Regions from separate parts of the Homo sapiens genome. Here region 2 is linked to region 1. Evidence: chromatin contacts called from ENCODE Hi-C or POLR2A ChIA-PET data. All regions are on one chromosome and are shown on one strand. Each heading gives the region's core, a stretch centred on a gene start or an enhancer-like site at or near the end of the contact. The rest is flanking DNA. Distances are from core to core; before and after follow the strand shown. Region 1 holds the start of HNRNPA3 (heterogeneous nuclear ribonucleoprotein A3). Region 2 holds the start of TTN-AS1 (TTN antisense RNA 1).

Evidence for each region. A loop is a pair of places that touch in the nucleus more often than their neighbours do. ChIA-PET counts read pairs that join two places held with the same protein, here RNA polymerase II (POLR2A). Pooled maps may share reads with other maps.
Region 2: a pooled map shows a loop between it and region 1 (10-fold over the local background). The contact joins the promoter of TTN-AS1 here to the promoter of HNRNPA3 in region 1. A Hi-C loop is called at or near these places in 7 of 50 pooled maps. POLR2A ChIA-PET finds 5 or more read pairs at or near these places in 2 of 52 experiments (K562 and WTC11).

What each region holds. Positions count from the first base shown.
Region 1 is chr2:177,209,353-177,216,238 of GRCh38, forward strand. It overlaps HNRNPA3 (heterogeneous nuclear ribonucleoprotein A3), which reads left to right and starts at 3,442. Exons shown (of 11, transcript NM_194247.4): 1 at 3,442-3,519; 2 at 6,187-6,309; 3 at 6,398-6,544; 4 at 6,626-6,836. The coding sequence starts at 3,448. MIR4444-1 (microRNA 4444-1) reads left to right here and starts at 3,374; the gene lies at 3,374-3,447. LOC105373759 (a long non-coding RNA gene) reads right to left here and starts at 3,059. Exons shown (of 1, transcript NR_157853.1): 1 at 2,043-3,059. RefSeq lists silencers at 3,080-3,869, 5,275-5,344 and an enhancer at 3,409-4,080.
Region 2 is chr2:178,518,025-178,525,264 of GRCh38, forward strand. It overlaps TTN-AS1 (TTN antisense RNA 1), which reads left to right and starts at 5,167. Exons shown (of 7, transcript NR_038271.1): 1 at 5,167-5,612. RefSeq lists enhancers at 4,856-5,368, 5,045-5,194.

The DNA of each region.
Region 1 (6,886 bases), core at 2,192-4,691:
AGCTACTTGGGTGGCTGAGGCATGAGAATTGTTTGAACCCAGGAGTGGTAGGTTGCAGTGAGCCGAGATCATGCCACTGCACTCTAGCCCGGGTGACAGAGTGAGACTCTGTCTCAAGAAAAAAAAAGTCTAGATCAGAAACTGCATAAAGCCACTTCAACCATAAAACCTAATATCAAAATGTATTCACAGGAACAAGTTCAAGTTGATCACTAAAAAACACGGAAAATTTTAATTTGAAAGTTTTATGCAAATTCAATATTTAATATCATTCCTAATACTTTGTATTTTATCAAAATCAGATGCTTAAAACATTACCACCACTTAGATGCCTCCAAATATCTTCTAGTTTACCCTACTATGCTGTACAAAAATGATTATTTTCTGTATGTCATGATATAAAGGAGAGGGCCTGATATAGATTATAAAGTTTGTCTGCCACCCATCTCACCCTAGGACCCTCATTCCCTCCTCCCATCCCATACACTCCCTTTCTCATATCAAAGAGTCAGGGCTGCAAGTGCAGACCATAGCCAAGGTTCAAGTCTGTGCCCTACAGGGTCAAGGACTGGAAAAGTGGTTTTTGTACCTGAGACATAACTGGACCTTAAGTTTATTTATTTATTTATTTTTTGAGATGGAGTCTCGCTCTGTCACCCAGGCTGGAGTGCAATGGCACGATCTCAGCTCACTGCAACCTCCGCTTCCCAGGTTCAAGCGATTCTCCAGCCTCAGCCTCCTGAGTAGCTGGGACTACAGGCACCCACCACCACACCCGACCAATTTTGTATTTTGAGTAGAGACAGGGTTTCACCATGTTGGCCAGGCTGGTCTCGAACTCTTGACCTCAGGTGATCCGCCCGCCTTGGCCGTCCAAAGTACTGGGATTACAGGCTTGAACCACTGCGCCCAGCCAGCAGCGTGATCTCGGCTCACTGCAAGCTCCGCCTCCCGGGTTCACGCCATTCTCCTGCTTCAGCCTTCCCAGCAGCTGGGACTACAGGCGCCCGCCATCACGCCCGGCTAATTTTTTTTTTTTTTTGTATTCTTAGTAGAGACGGGGTTTCACCATGTTAGCCAGGATGGTCTCGATCTCCTGACCTCGTGATCCGCCCGCCTCGGCCTCCCAAAGTGCTGGGATTACAGGCGTGAGCCACCGCGCCCGGCCTTTTTTTTTTTTTTTTTTTTTTTTGAGGCGGAATCTCGCTCTGTCACCCAGACTGGAGTGCAGTGGGGCAATTTCAGCTCACTGCAACCTCCGCCTCTTGAGTTCAAGTGATTCTCGTGCCACAGCCTCCCAAGCAGCTGGGATTACTGACGTGTGCCTCCATGCCCGGCTAATTTTTGTATTTTTTTTAAAAGTAGAGACAGGGTTTAACCGTGTTGGTCAAGCTGGTCTCAAACTCTCCACCTCAGGTGACCTGCCTACCTCGGCCTCCCAAAGGCCTGGGATTACAGGTGTGAGCCATGGCGCCCGGCCAGAGCTTGTTTAGACAAAAGCATAAAAAATAACTAATGTCTAAAAACAGCATACAGTCAGGATGAACAACAAATCTGGACCAATACAATAGGGAGGACAAAAAGATGTGAATAAATGGGCTGACATTTCATGTTCCTGGAGAGAACTTAGTATCCCATCCCACATTGTTTCGCGATTTAACATTAACATTTATACAAAAGTTACTAATTAGAACAAAAGTTATTGATTAGAATTAACTTATTAGAAAAACCTGGACAAACATACCCTAAAGTGCAGCCAGGTGATCACTCTTCTTGATCACCTATGTAATGTCTCATAGAGTACTCTGGTGTGAATAGCAATTTCCAAAGGTCTTTCACTTTGCATTTTTCTTTGTATCCAGAATCGATAAAGTTACCAGGACTATTTCACAGTAATTAGACTTACAAAATCTTAACACTAAATAGACGCTAAGGCTATACATTCTTCCAATGTCTCAAGTCTATTGCTGGCCATCAGGAGCACCTGGATACGTAGAACATAAGAAAGTTTGCGAAAAAGGAATCAAAGCAACAGGAGGAGTCTGGTTTGAACGGTTATTTCAACCAAATTACATTAAGGACTGCTAACTGTTTTCTGCCCCACAAAAATACCCTTTGTAAATGTTTCCAAACTATAACACAGGTCCTCCTGGAGCAACGGCTAGATAAATTAACAAACTTTTAGACTTTACGCTCCCCTTTTCCAAACTCCAAGTCGACCACTCCCCATTTGTTAACAGAAACTTACTATAACTGATTAGATTTCTAACCTTTCCTAGGGAGAGCCAGTTCAATTCTAAAAGGGTTGGTCACATGGGTTGCTAAATTAAAATATAAAGCATTTCCTAACAGGGAAGGGAGGCTGGTCAATTGTGGTTATTTTTATCAGTAACTTTAAATATGGATCCATAGATTATCAATTTATGGCTGTCGTGGGTGTTAGAAGATGACCTAATCCCATCCCCATTTTCATTTAAAAAACTGAAACTAAAGCTCTGTAAAATCAAATGATTTAAAATCATCTGACTAGGCCGAGAAAGGATTAGCTCTCTAGAGCATTACGGTAACAATCATTCGCAAACAGGTAGCATTATCTGGCGACCCTGCTTTTCTGGAAATCTTGTCAATTATTCAGTTCCTTAAATTCCGTCAGCTACAACAGATGCATCAGCTCTTTCCACACTAACTTGAAAGAAGCACATTAGAAAATAGTCCTGACTTGTTTCTTGAGATCAGTAACTAATGAACTGACCTCCACCAGTCCTGCCTCAGGTCGTTAATGGTAAAAATTCTGTATGTCAGCCGCGTTTTGAGGCCTGTCCAAGGTGCTTGTGAGTCCCACATGTTGGAGTCGCAGGGCTTTTCAGTACATGCCCTCAGGCAGGCGGCGCAGTCACAGACACTGGTCCCCGGCATTTGGAAACAGGAAAGATGGTCCGAGGGGCCGAGGAGTTTTTCTTGCAACCTTTAAATTACAAGCAAGAAAAACGTGGGTTTTATTTCGGGCACAGGAATAGAATGAATTCTGAAATGGAGAACTAGAGGCCTGCGTGGGGAATGAGGGACAAGCGCGAGAAGAAAGGGAAAGGCCTTTCTCTCTGGTGACGCGCGATCACAAGGCGTTCCCTCTACGTGGACGCTCACCATTGGCGGAGACCGCACTGACGTCCCGGAACTCGCCCTGACGCGAACGGCGGCAAAGGCCCTCTTCCCCTGAAAGCTGGCGAGGCGCGCGCGCTCCCGCGGCACGCCGCGCCTCCGCCCTCCGCCCGCCAACCCGCTGGTCCAGTCCCTCTTCGCGCCCGCTTGGCTCCGCCCCCTTCCCAATTCGCTCCTCCCCCAACAGACTGGCGGCGCGCGGAAAACGCGTCACGTGACGACTGGCCCCGCCTCTTCCTCTCGGTCCCATATTGAACTCGAGTTGGAAGAGGCGAGTCCGGTCTCAAAATGGAGGTAAAACCGCCGCCCGGTCGCCCCCAGCCCGACTCCGGCCGTCGCCGTCGCCGCCGGGGGGAGGAGGTATTAGGGGGAGAGCGGGGGGTTGGTGGGGAATGGCCGGCGTTGGGGGCCTGGTTCGGTGGGAGCGGGGAGGCCGGGTGGACCGGGTCGGCCGTCCCGCGCTCTTGCGTTGAGACAGGCTGTGGGAGGGGGAGGGGAGCGAGAGTTGGAGACCTCCTTGGGGCCCCTCGCCCGCCTCGCCTTCACCTTCGGCTGCACAGGCGGCCCCTTGGAGGCGCGGCTTGGTCGGGGAGGCCTCGGGAGGGAAGCCGGCCTGCCGGCTGCGCGGCCTCCGAAGCGAGGCCGAGGGCGGCATGGCGGGCCCCGGCGGGAGCGGTTGGGAGGAGGTGGTGGGGGAGGGGAGGGGACGAGCAGGCACATCCGGGCGAGCGAGCAAGCGGGCGGCGGCCACATTGACATTGATCCGCCGCCGCGTTACGAAATGGCGCATTGGCCCGCAATGGCCGCCGCCTCGCTCTGCCGCCGGGAAAGCGAGCCTGGGATTGGAGGGAAGAGGGCGGAGGCGGCCCGGCAGAAAAAGCCGCAAATGGCCTCGAAGCATGGGGAGGTAGTGCTTTCGCTGAAGTTCTGCCGACGCTTTTCTAGGCCTTTTACGGGTCCTCTCCGCGAGAAGTCGATAATTGGCCTTTTCTTTTTTTCGCAGCATCCTGTTGGAAATACGAGATTGTTAAAAACTTTGCTGCTTTAAAATACTTCCTGATATATTTTTGCTAAAGTACTTACATTACACTTCTTAAACCGCCATGTGGGCGAAGGACTTAATTTTTGAGAATTTGAGTGTAGATGTGAAAAACAACCCAGCCAGCTCCTTCCCGGCTCCGGCCGCTGAGGAGGGTGGGTGGAGAAGAATTTGAGTATAGTATGTTAAGGAAGAATTTAGAAATGTTTTTTATCTTCATGTTTTCCCATTCTTTGAGTCGGCTCTGGTTGTAGTTTCCTGGAATTTTATTTAGAGGACTGCAACCAGAGTTGAAATTTTCACGTTTTTGCAGTACATTTAATGTGGATCCTAAATATTTTTGTCGATTTCGTTATTGTCAATCGAATACATTTATCCAAGACTTGAAAAGATGAGATTACATGAATTAATGCTTTAGGCTATTAACGTTTTTTTCTAGCATGTGACAATCTCTTCACATTAAACGGTTTAACATCTCTACCTCTAGGAGACACAGGAAGACATTAGAATGTAAATGTGAGCCCCTTATTTAAGAACTTCGGGTGAAGGAAACCTTAATGCATGCATTAAATGACAGTTCATGCAATGTGTTAAAAAGTCTTGACTAAAGTATAAAACAATTTCAAGACATCTTAATTCTTAAAAATCTCAATTTTTGTTTTGCTGTACTCCGTTCTTATAGTCAGACAATACATACCATTCCTAATGTAAGTCCAACTTGCCAGTTAGTTGTGACTCTTAAAATTGAGTTGTAAATTGCAGATTTTTGCAGCATATAACAAACATGGGTTATAGAAAGCTATTTGATCGGCTTTTTTTTTTCCTCAGTTTTTTTGGGAAATGCTGGTTTGGCTTAGGAATGCCTGTTTTAAATTAATTTGCTTGAAAGCAGTGAGTTTCTGTAAGTTTGACATTCAGAACTTTTAGATTGTTCTTCATCACAGTTTTGAGTTTAAATGTATGGGCCGGGCGCTGTGGCTCACGCCTGTAATTCTAGCACTTTGGGAGGCCGAGGCGGGCGGATCACGAGGTCAGGAGATCGAGACCATTCTGGCTAACACGGTGAAACCCCGTCTCTACTAAAAATACAAAAAGTTAGCTGGGCGCGGTGGCGGGCGCCCGTAGTCCCAGCTACTCGGGAGGCTGAGGCAGGAAAATGGCGTGAACCCGGGAGGCGGAGGTTGCAGTGAGCCGAGATCGCGCCACTGCACTCTAGCCTGGGCGACAGAGCGAGACTCAGTCTCAAAAACAAAACAAACAAAAAAATTAAATGCATGTTGGGTTGTAGACTGAGAAGAGTTGAAATGGGATAGATGCAACACTGCTTCTCCAACAGTTTAGTGCCTTAGAAAATGACTTACTAGCAACTTCTAAAGTAAAGGTTCTCAGACAGTTGTAGCTTTTAAAAAATGAAGCGATTTTTTGATTCTGGAATTGTCTTGGATTTCAATTTAGTTGAAGTGATGCTGGCATTTGAAAGGCTGGTTATAGGTTTCCTTGACATAAGTTAGCCCCTTTAACAGTTGAAGTCTTATTTCTGGTCAAAGTTTTTGTTGTTTTGTTTTTTTGAGACGGAGTTTTCGCTCCTATGGCCCAGGCTGGAGTGTAATGACATGATCTTGGCTCACCGCAACCTCCGCCTCCTGGGTTTAAGCGATTTTCCTTTCTCGAGTAGCTGGGATTACAGACGCCCGCCACCACGCCCAGCTAATTTTTGTGTTTTTAGTAGAGATGGGGTTTCGCCGTGTTGGCCAGGCTGGTCTCGAACTCCTGACCTCAGGTAATCCATCTGCCTCGGCCTCCCAAAGTGTTGGGATTACAGGCATGAGACATCGCGCCGGTGTCTGGTCAAAGTTTTAACTGGACAAAGTGTTAACTGTCACAGGAATTTGATGTTGATTTTATTACTTACCGTACATTAAAGGCTCTTCGTGCATCTTAATTCATCTACTGTAAGGTAACTTAAGAGTATTGGTTCTTTCTCTCAGGGCCATGATCCAAAGGAACCAGAGCAGTTGAGAAAACTGTTTATTGGTGGTCTGAGCTTTGAAACTACAGATGATAGTTTACGAGAACATTTTGAGAAATGGGGCACACTCACAGATTGTGTGGTAAGTTACTAAGAGAACAGAAGGGTTCTAAGGGGTGTAGAGAACCGGTGGAGGTGTTTTCAACGTTATAAAACTTTTTATTTTGTAGGTAATGAGAGACCCCCAAACAAAACGTTCCAGGGGCTTTGGTTTTGTGACTTATTCTTGTGTTGAAGAGGTGGATGCAGCAATGTGTGCTCGACCACACAAGGTTGATGGGCGTGTAGTGGAACCAAAGAGAGCTGTTTCTAGAGAGGTATTTTAATAATACATTGTGTAATATGTGAAATTGTTGTGAAAGTTTGTTTCTTGACTTAATATATTACTTTATTTGTAGGATTCTGTAAAGCCTGGTGCCCATCTAACAGTGAAGAAAATTTTTGTTGGTGGTATTAAAGAAGATACAGAAGAATATAATTTGAGAGACTACTTTGAAAAGTATGGCAAGATTGAAACCATAGAAGTTATGGAAGACAGGCAGAGTGGAAAAAAGAGAGGATTTGCTTTTGTAACTTTTGATGATCATGATACAGTTGATAAAATTGTTGGTAAGTAGCAATTTATGGTAACTTGAATGAGAAAGTAGAACTGGTTTTTC
Region 2 (7,240 bases), core at 3,917-6,416, 1.3 Mb after region 1:
AACCTTTCTTATAGTGGCTACAATCCCGTATCTTAAATATTTCAAGAACTCTCAGTCTGCTTCCCTCTGTCTCAACCCCTACCAAGAAATAGGCAGATTATTTTGCTAGGATGCTTTCTTCCTGCAATGATTGAACGATTCTTTTGTGTGAATACTATAGGGTCCAGTAGTGTAGTTTCTGGGAAGCTCTCCCATTGCTGTCCCTTCACGTGACACGCTGGGTCAGGTAAGCACCCTATTTCCTGACTATATTTCAGATGCCAGTTAAGGGTTCAGCATCTCTGGCCTGAGCTTTCTGAGAAGAGGAATTCCCTACACTAGAAATGAAGGACTTTTTTTACAGGAAGCAACCTGATGGCATTTTGCTGTTGACCCTGCCCTGGAACTACAATGATTCTCAAAGTGGAAAAGAGCCCTCTTCTCCCTAATCAAGCACTCTCTTGCCTGCTCACCCTCCAGCAGGTTTGGTTCTTGGTGTTTTGAAGGGGTGGAAAGACAACACTGATAAACAGAGACCTGGCCTCTAGTTCCAGCTCTGTTGCTAACCATGTGACTCTGGGCATGTTATTCAAAGACCTGGATCTCAATATTCTCCATTTTGAGCTTTCTTTCTGGGGTCTCATTCTCTTCCCCTTAGTGGTCCTTTAGGTTTTTAGGACAGAGCATCTCAGCCTCCCACCTGGTCTTGGCCTCATGGGCCTGGTGGTGTCCCTTCTCTTTGGCTTCTTTGGGTTGTGGCAGGGATATGGAAGTGAAGGGGAAACAGCTGGCCTGCCTTATGCATGTGGGCCGAATTTCTTGGCAAGTTGGAGAACGAGGAATACCTGTGTCCCTCATCTGACCAAAAGCTAAAAGTTGATTATGGTGGTCTCAGAAGTGGCAGCTGACAACAAAAAGCTGCATTCATTCATGTGCTACATCCCTTCATAAGGCTGAGACCGGTGTCTGACAGAGGCCCCTCAACATCGCTGGAGACTTCTATAACTCAGGGAATTCGTATCTATTGCATATAGCAAGAAGTATTCATCCTTGAGGCTCTGCTGGTTCAGGAACCACAAGGTTCATTGGCAGCAGCCTCTCCTGGATGCAGAAGGAAAGGAAATTCTGAGCATCGAGCCTTTGTAGGGTTTCAAAAATGGAGTTCATCACTGCCTCTTTTTAGGGGGAACTATGTGTAGGTATTTCTCAGGTGGCTTAGACATCCCAAGGAACAGAGTTGGGGAAATACTGACCCAGAGATACCAAAAAGCACAAAACCAAACTCTCACTTTTTATAATTTCAAATAAAAACCCACGGGCCAATCTATTTTCACAAATCCTATCTATCTAGTCTGCTGCCTCGTAGACACATGTAGGACAGCATTTCTTAAACTTTTAAAGCCACTGGCATCTTTGTAAATGAAACCTAAAAAATATACATAGACACAGTCTCAGGGAACCTTGTGGATCACTAACAATCTCAGGATAAGCATGAGTTTCATGTTTGGAATCCCGACCTTTAGGCCACACTATCTTTTGCAGAGAATTCTTACAAGATTGAGAAGCATTGGCATAGCTGCCCATTCCTCTTACCTGCTTTCCATCTCTTCTTAAAATAGAGCAGGAGTGAATGGGTATCATCTCCATCGGCTGTATTCTTGACACGGCATCCTCAGCGGAACTTGGTTTGCTGGGCAGGACTCTTCTACCTCTTCACTGCCAATGCCATAGCAGTGGCCTTTGTCACTTAAAAGGTTTTGGGCAGTAAGGTGTCCTCCTATATCCATCCCTTGCTGCCACTTTTCCTATGCCTGGGAAGTCTAACAGATTGGCTTCATTGACATGCACCCCCAAGTCCCATGAAAATCTTAGGAAAGACCTTTCCACGATTGCCTATAACCTCCCAGGGCTATAATTAAAAGGGACATCATGGGTTAGAAATTTGGTGGTAGGTGAAGTCTTCCTGTGAGTGGAATTCTATAGGCGGAAATAAGCTCTTTGATGTAGAAAGCAAACAAATGTCATAGCTTTCTCAGAACAGCTAAAGACTTGGTAAAAATAAAATTTTATCAAGTCTCTAGTTGACTTAAATCTCTTTAGTGATTCCCTTACCTCTTAGGGAAAAGCCCAAACTCTATTATATGGTATATGAGGCCTTCTGCAAGGTGGCCTTGCCTCTTGCACCCAGCCCTTCAAAGGTTGTTCCACTATAATCTTTTTTCTACTAAATTTAAAAAAAATTTTCTTTAAACTTTTTTGGATGTATTGTGCCATCCTTTGCCCCTAGGTCTCTGCAGGTGCAAAGGTCCTCTGCCTGGAAAGTGAGGCCTGCCCCTTCTTATCCCATATTTTAGGTTGCAGCTTTTGCCTGTTTGCCCCTTTCTCTGACTGGATAAGATGCCTCAGCAATGTGCTCCCAAACACTCCAGATTTCTTTGATCATAGCACTTAACTTCATTTCTTAGAGGATATTCAGTTGCCTCTTCAACCAAGATCTATTCCTTTCCACATCTTCAGTGTTTCCACCTCATATAGCCTGTCTCAACCTGCATTATGCATAGCACCAATGAAAAGCAAATTCTGTCTTCAAATAAATTTGGGGAACACTGTGTCACCTCCTGGAAACATAATTCATAGCTCATAAAAGACTGAGAAATCCTGTATAGAGAAGAAAAATTACCCAAATTCTAAGTTTATTAGGCTGTGGAACAGTTTTTCCACAACATCTTGAAGAGCAGAGTTTGGGAAACATTGACCCAGAGGTACCAAAATGCATAAAGGCAAGTTTTCATATTTTATAACCTTAGAATAAAAACCCATGGGCCAGTCTATTTTCAAAAGTCCTACTTAAGTAGCAGTCACTATTTTCTCCTATTACAAGGAAATGACTTTCTCTACCTGAATTTCTCAAAATTACGTTTGGGGCAGAGTAAACAAAACTGAAAATTACTTTTTCTTTCTGGAGCACGATCATAAAACAATCTTCTTGAATCAGTCACCATGGAGATATCAATTTAACCTGTTATTTTATGGGCTGTTTCTGGTTTAACAACCTCTATGGTTCATCGTTTCTGGTTTAACAACCTCTATGGTTCATCTACATAATCAGCTACTATTGGATAGAGAAAAAATCTGTCTTTTCAGAAATTCCCTCAGAACACTTACTATAAAGAGGTGCTGTTCCATGTCCGCCACATCTAGGGTGACAGGTTGGATTATGTCCCTCCCTAAGAGATGTTGGACTCATAACCTCAAGTACCTCAGGATGCGAACTTATTTGGTGATAGGCTTTATAGAGGTAATTAAGTTGAAGTGGAGTAACTAGGATGAGCCTCAGTAGTATGACTGGTATCCTAAAATGGAGAAATTTGGACACAGACATGCAGGAAAAATGTCGTGTGAACATGAAAATAGCCATCTACAGAAAAGGAGAGAGGCTTAGGAGAGATTCTTCCCTCAGAGTTCTCAGAAGGAACCAACCCTGCCAACACCCTGATTTTGGACTTCCAACCTCCAGAGCTGCGAGACAATACATTTCTGTTGTGTCTGCCACTCGATTTATGGTACTTTGTTCCAGCAGTGCTAGAAAATGAATACACTAGTCCCCTCTGATCTGTGGTTTCACTTTCTGCTGTTTCTGTTACCCATAGTACAGTACAATAAGATATATAGAGACAGAGAGATCACATTCATAAAACTTTTATTATAGTACATTGTTATATTCTATTATTGTTGTTAATCTCTTACTGTGCCTAATTTGCCTAATTTATAAATTAAACTTTTTCATAGGTATGCGTATTAGTCCATTTTCACGCTGCTGATAAAGACATACCTGAGACTGTGTCATTTATAAAGAAAAGAGGTTTAATTGACTCACAGTTCCACGTGGCTGGGAAGGCCTCACAATCATGGCGAAGGCAAGGAGGAGCAAGTCACATCTTACGTGGTGTCAGGGAAGAGAGAAATGAGAACCAAACAAAAGGGGTTTCCCCTTATAAAACCGTCAGATCTTGTAAGACTTATTCACTACCATGATAACAGTATGGGGGAAACGGCTCCCATGATTCAATTATCTCCTACCAGGTCCCTCTCACAAGGTGGAAATTATGCGAGCTACAATTCAAGATGAGATTTGAGTGAGGACACAGCCAAACCGTATCAGCATGTACGTATAAGAAAAATCATGGCCAGGCGTGGTGGCTCACGCCTGTAATCCCAACACTTTGGGAGGCCGAGGTGGGCAGATCACGAGGTCAGGAGATCCAGACCATCCTGGCTAACAAGGTGAAACTCTGTCTCTACTAAAAACAAAAAATTAGCCTGGCGTGGTGGCAGGCGCCTGTAGTCCCAGCTACTTGGGAGGCTGAGGCCAGAGAATGGCGTGAACCCGGGAGGCGGAGCTTGCAGTGAGCCGAGATTGCGCCACTGCACTCCAGCCTGGGTGACGAGTGAGACTCCGTCTCAAAAAAAAAAAAAAAAAAAAAAAAGGAAAAATCATAGTATTTGTAGGATTCAGTACTATCCACAGTTTCAGGATTCCACTGGGGGATCTTGGGACAGGTTGCCCAAGAATAAAGGTGGCCTGCCGTACATCTAATGAGTACCAGTGAGACCTAGGCTAGGTCCCCTCTAAAGTGCTGCTTCTCTAGTCCCTAGCTTCAATATTCTGTACTGTGGTCCCTAACAGAATAATGATTGCTGGTATTTATTGGGTGCTCTGCTAAGCGCTGTTCTGAGTTTTACAAGTAGTAACTTGTCTAATCGTCACAATAATACTGTGAGGTTGCTGCTGTTATTCTCATTTTATGGACGAGAATGTCAAAGAATGGAGAAGTTGGGTAACCTGCCCCAGGTGAAGTAAGTTAGTAAACAGCAGTTCCTAGATTTGAGCGGGGCCCTCAGGGTTTTGAATGCAGACATGTAATTGCAACATGATTCGGCTGATCATGTAGCCAGGGTGTGGGGTTTATAAAATAGACGTGAATAAAAAAAAGGGGCAGGATGACAGTGAAGCTTGCTCATGGGTTTTGTGGAGGGCGTAGATTGGAACCAAAAAGCACGCCTCGGCTTGGTGCTCCCTGTCGCCCTCTGTTGACATGGGGAGAGAAGAGCGGGTCTGACTCGGAAATGACGCCATAATGCTGAGGAACCACTCCTGGCGTTGCGGAAGGTGGGGTGTGGGGCCGGAAGACCCTCCCCCCGCGTCTTCAGAGGAGCGCTGTTTCTGGAGGAGTTAGGGGAAGGAGGCTGCCTGGTAAGCCAGGAAAGGGGCTTCTGGCCGTTCTGTTGGAGCGCCTCTGACTGACTTCCCCCATGTGTCCGTGTGGCCACACCGTGCTACTTTCAGAGGCAGTGGGCTTTTCGCTAAGGGATAAAAAGAAGTAAAACCTTGCCTTTAGCGCAGCTCTCCTTCACTGGGCAGATTGCTCTCCCTCCCCACTCTCCCAGGCCCAAATTGGATCTCAGCGCCTGGGAGCTCCAACTTTAGCAAGTGCGAAATCCTGTCTTCGGTTTTGGAATTTTCATCCGCACAGACTATATCAGCCACGGATAGGATATGTGAGAATACCAGCATGTCAAGGCTGGGAATCATCCTTAGGCATCACCTAGCCAGTCCTGCCTCTCATTTTAAGGTAAGAATAGGCATTTAACATTGTAAGATGATGTAGTGGGTTCTGTTGGCATCACTTAGATGCCCAGGAAATGTGTATTCTTCCATCGATTTCTCGATTGTTCACTGTTTGGCTGCGTTAGTCCACGGAGAATTGTCCTGGCCAACAGGCACCCCTCTTCACTTGGGAAGGTTTATTTCCCTCTTCCATCCCTCCTCAGCCCCTCAGCTTATAGCCTGTAGCCATTGACTGGTTGGTAAGGGGGTACAAAATGTCAGCCCCCTTGCTCCTAGATGGAACCAACTCTGTGGTACGATTGAAGCTCCCTGTGAGATCTGGCTGAGGCTTCTGCTGAGACCACATTCGTGCTCAGCTTGCTTCCTCTGCCCTATCTGCTGGCTGCCCCATTCCCTTTTTCCCTGAGAGTAATAATCCCTCAAAGAATTTCTGAGACAAGAATCCCCGTCTCAGGCTCTGCTTTTAGGGAATCTGACTTAAGACGGAAAACTTGCTGAATAAATTAATGAAGACCCAGGATTTTTCTCTGGAGAATGAAAACTGACAGTACATTTGCTTCAGCTTTGGTCACCTGTACCTACATTAAGGAGGTGAATTTAGGCAAATAACATCATAGGCTTATAATTATGATTAACAAATTGAAGTGGACAAATACAGATATTTTTGGCATTATTTTATTACCAAGTCTAGATCAGTTGTTTAAAAAGCATAGTAGAATGACACTATTTAAAATAGTGTCAGTCTTCCATATACTGTCATTCTACCATGCTTTTAAAACAACTGATCTAGACTTGGGAATAAAATAGTTCTTTAGTTCTGAGGTCCTTTATTTGTTCTGTCTCAATTTGGAGCTGCAGTAGCCAATATGGACTCAGATTCACAACTGATCATTTTCCCTGAAGTTGTCCTTTTCCGTTCACTATGCTCTTTGAGGGACAGTATCTATACCGTGTTAATCATCTTTGTATTGTTCCCTGTGGTGTTTAGCACAAAAGATTGTGAATTGTAGATGTTCAAAATCCATCAAAGATATTGAATCACAGCTGATTCCGAGTTGAATCAGCTCTCCTAAAAATATTTTTCTTGATATATTTAGAAGATAAACTTTTGGGGATAAATATATCCATGAGAACTATATCTAGGCTTTTTAAACAAAATTGCTGAATACATCTAACGATAATTTAAACATTTGCTTAAAAGAACTTATTAGCATGGGCTGTTTTTTTTTATTTTTTATTTTATTATTATTATACTTTAAGTTTTAGGGTACATGTGCACAATGTGCAAGTTAGTTACATATGTATACATGTGCCATGCTGGTGTGCTGCACCCATTAACTCGTCATTTAGCATTAGGTATATCTCCTAATGCTATCCCTCCCGCCTCCCCCAACCCCACAACAGTCCCCAGAGTGTGATGTTCCCCTTCCTGTGTCCATGTGTTCTCATTGTTCAGTTCCCACCTATGAGTGAGAATATGCGGTGTTTGGTTTTTTGTTCTTGCGATAGTTTACTGCGAATGATGATTTCCAATTTCATCCATGTCCTTACAAAGGACATGAACTCATCATTTTTTATGGCTGCATAGTATTCCATGGTGTACATGTGCCACACTTTCTTAATCCAGTCTAT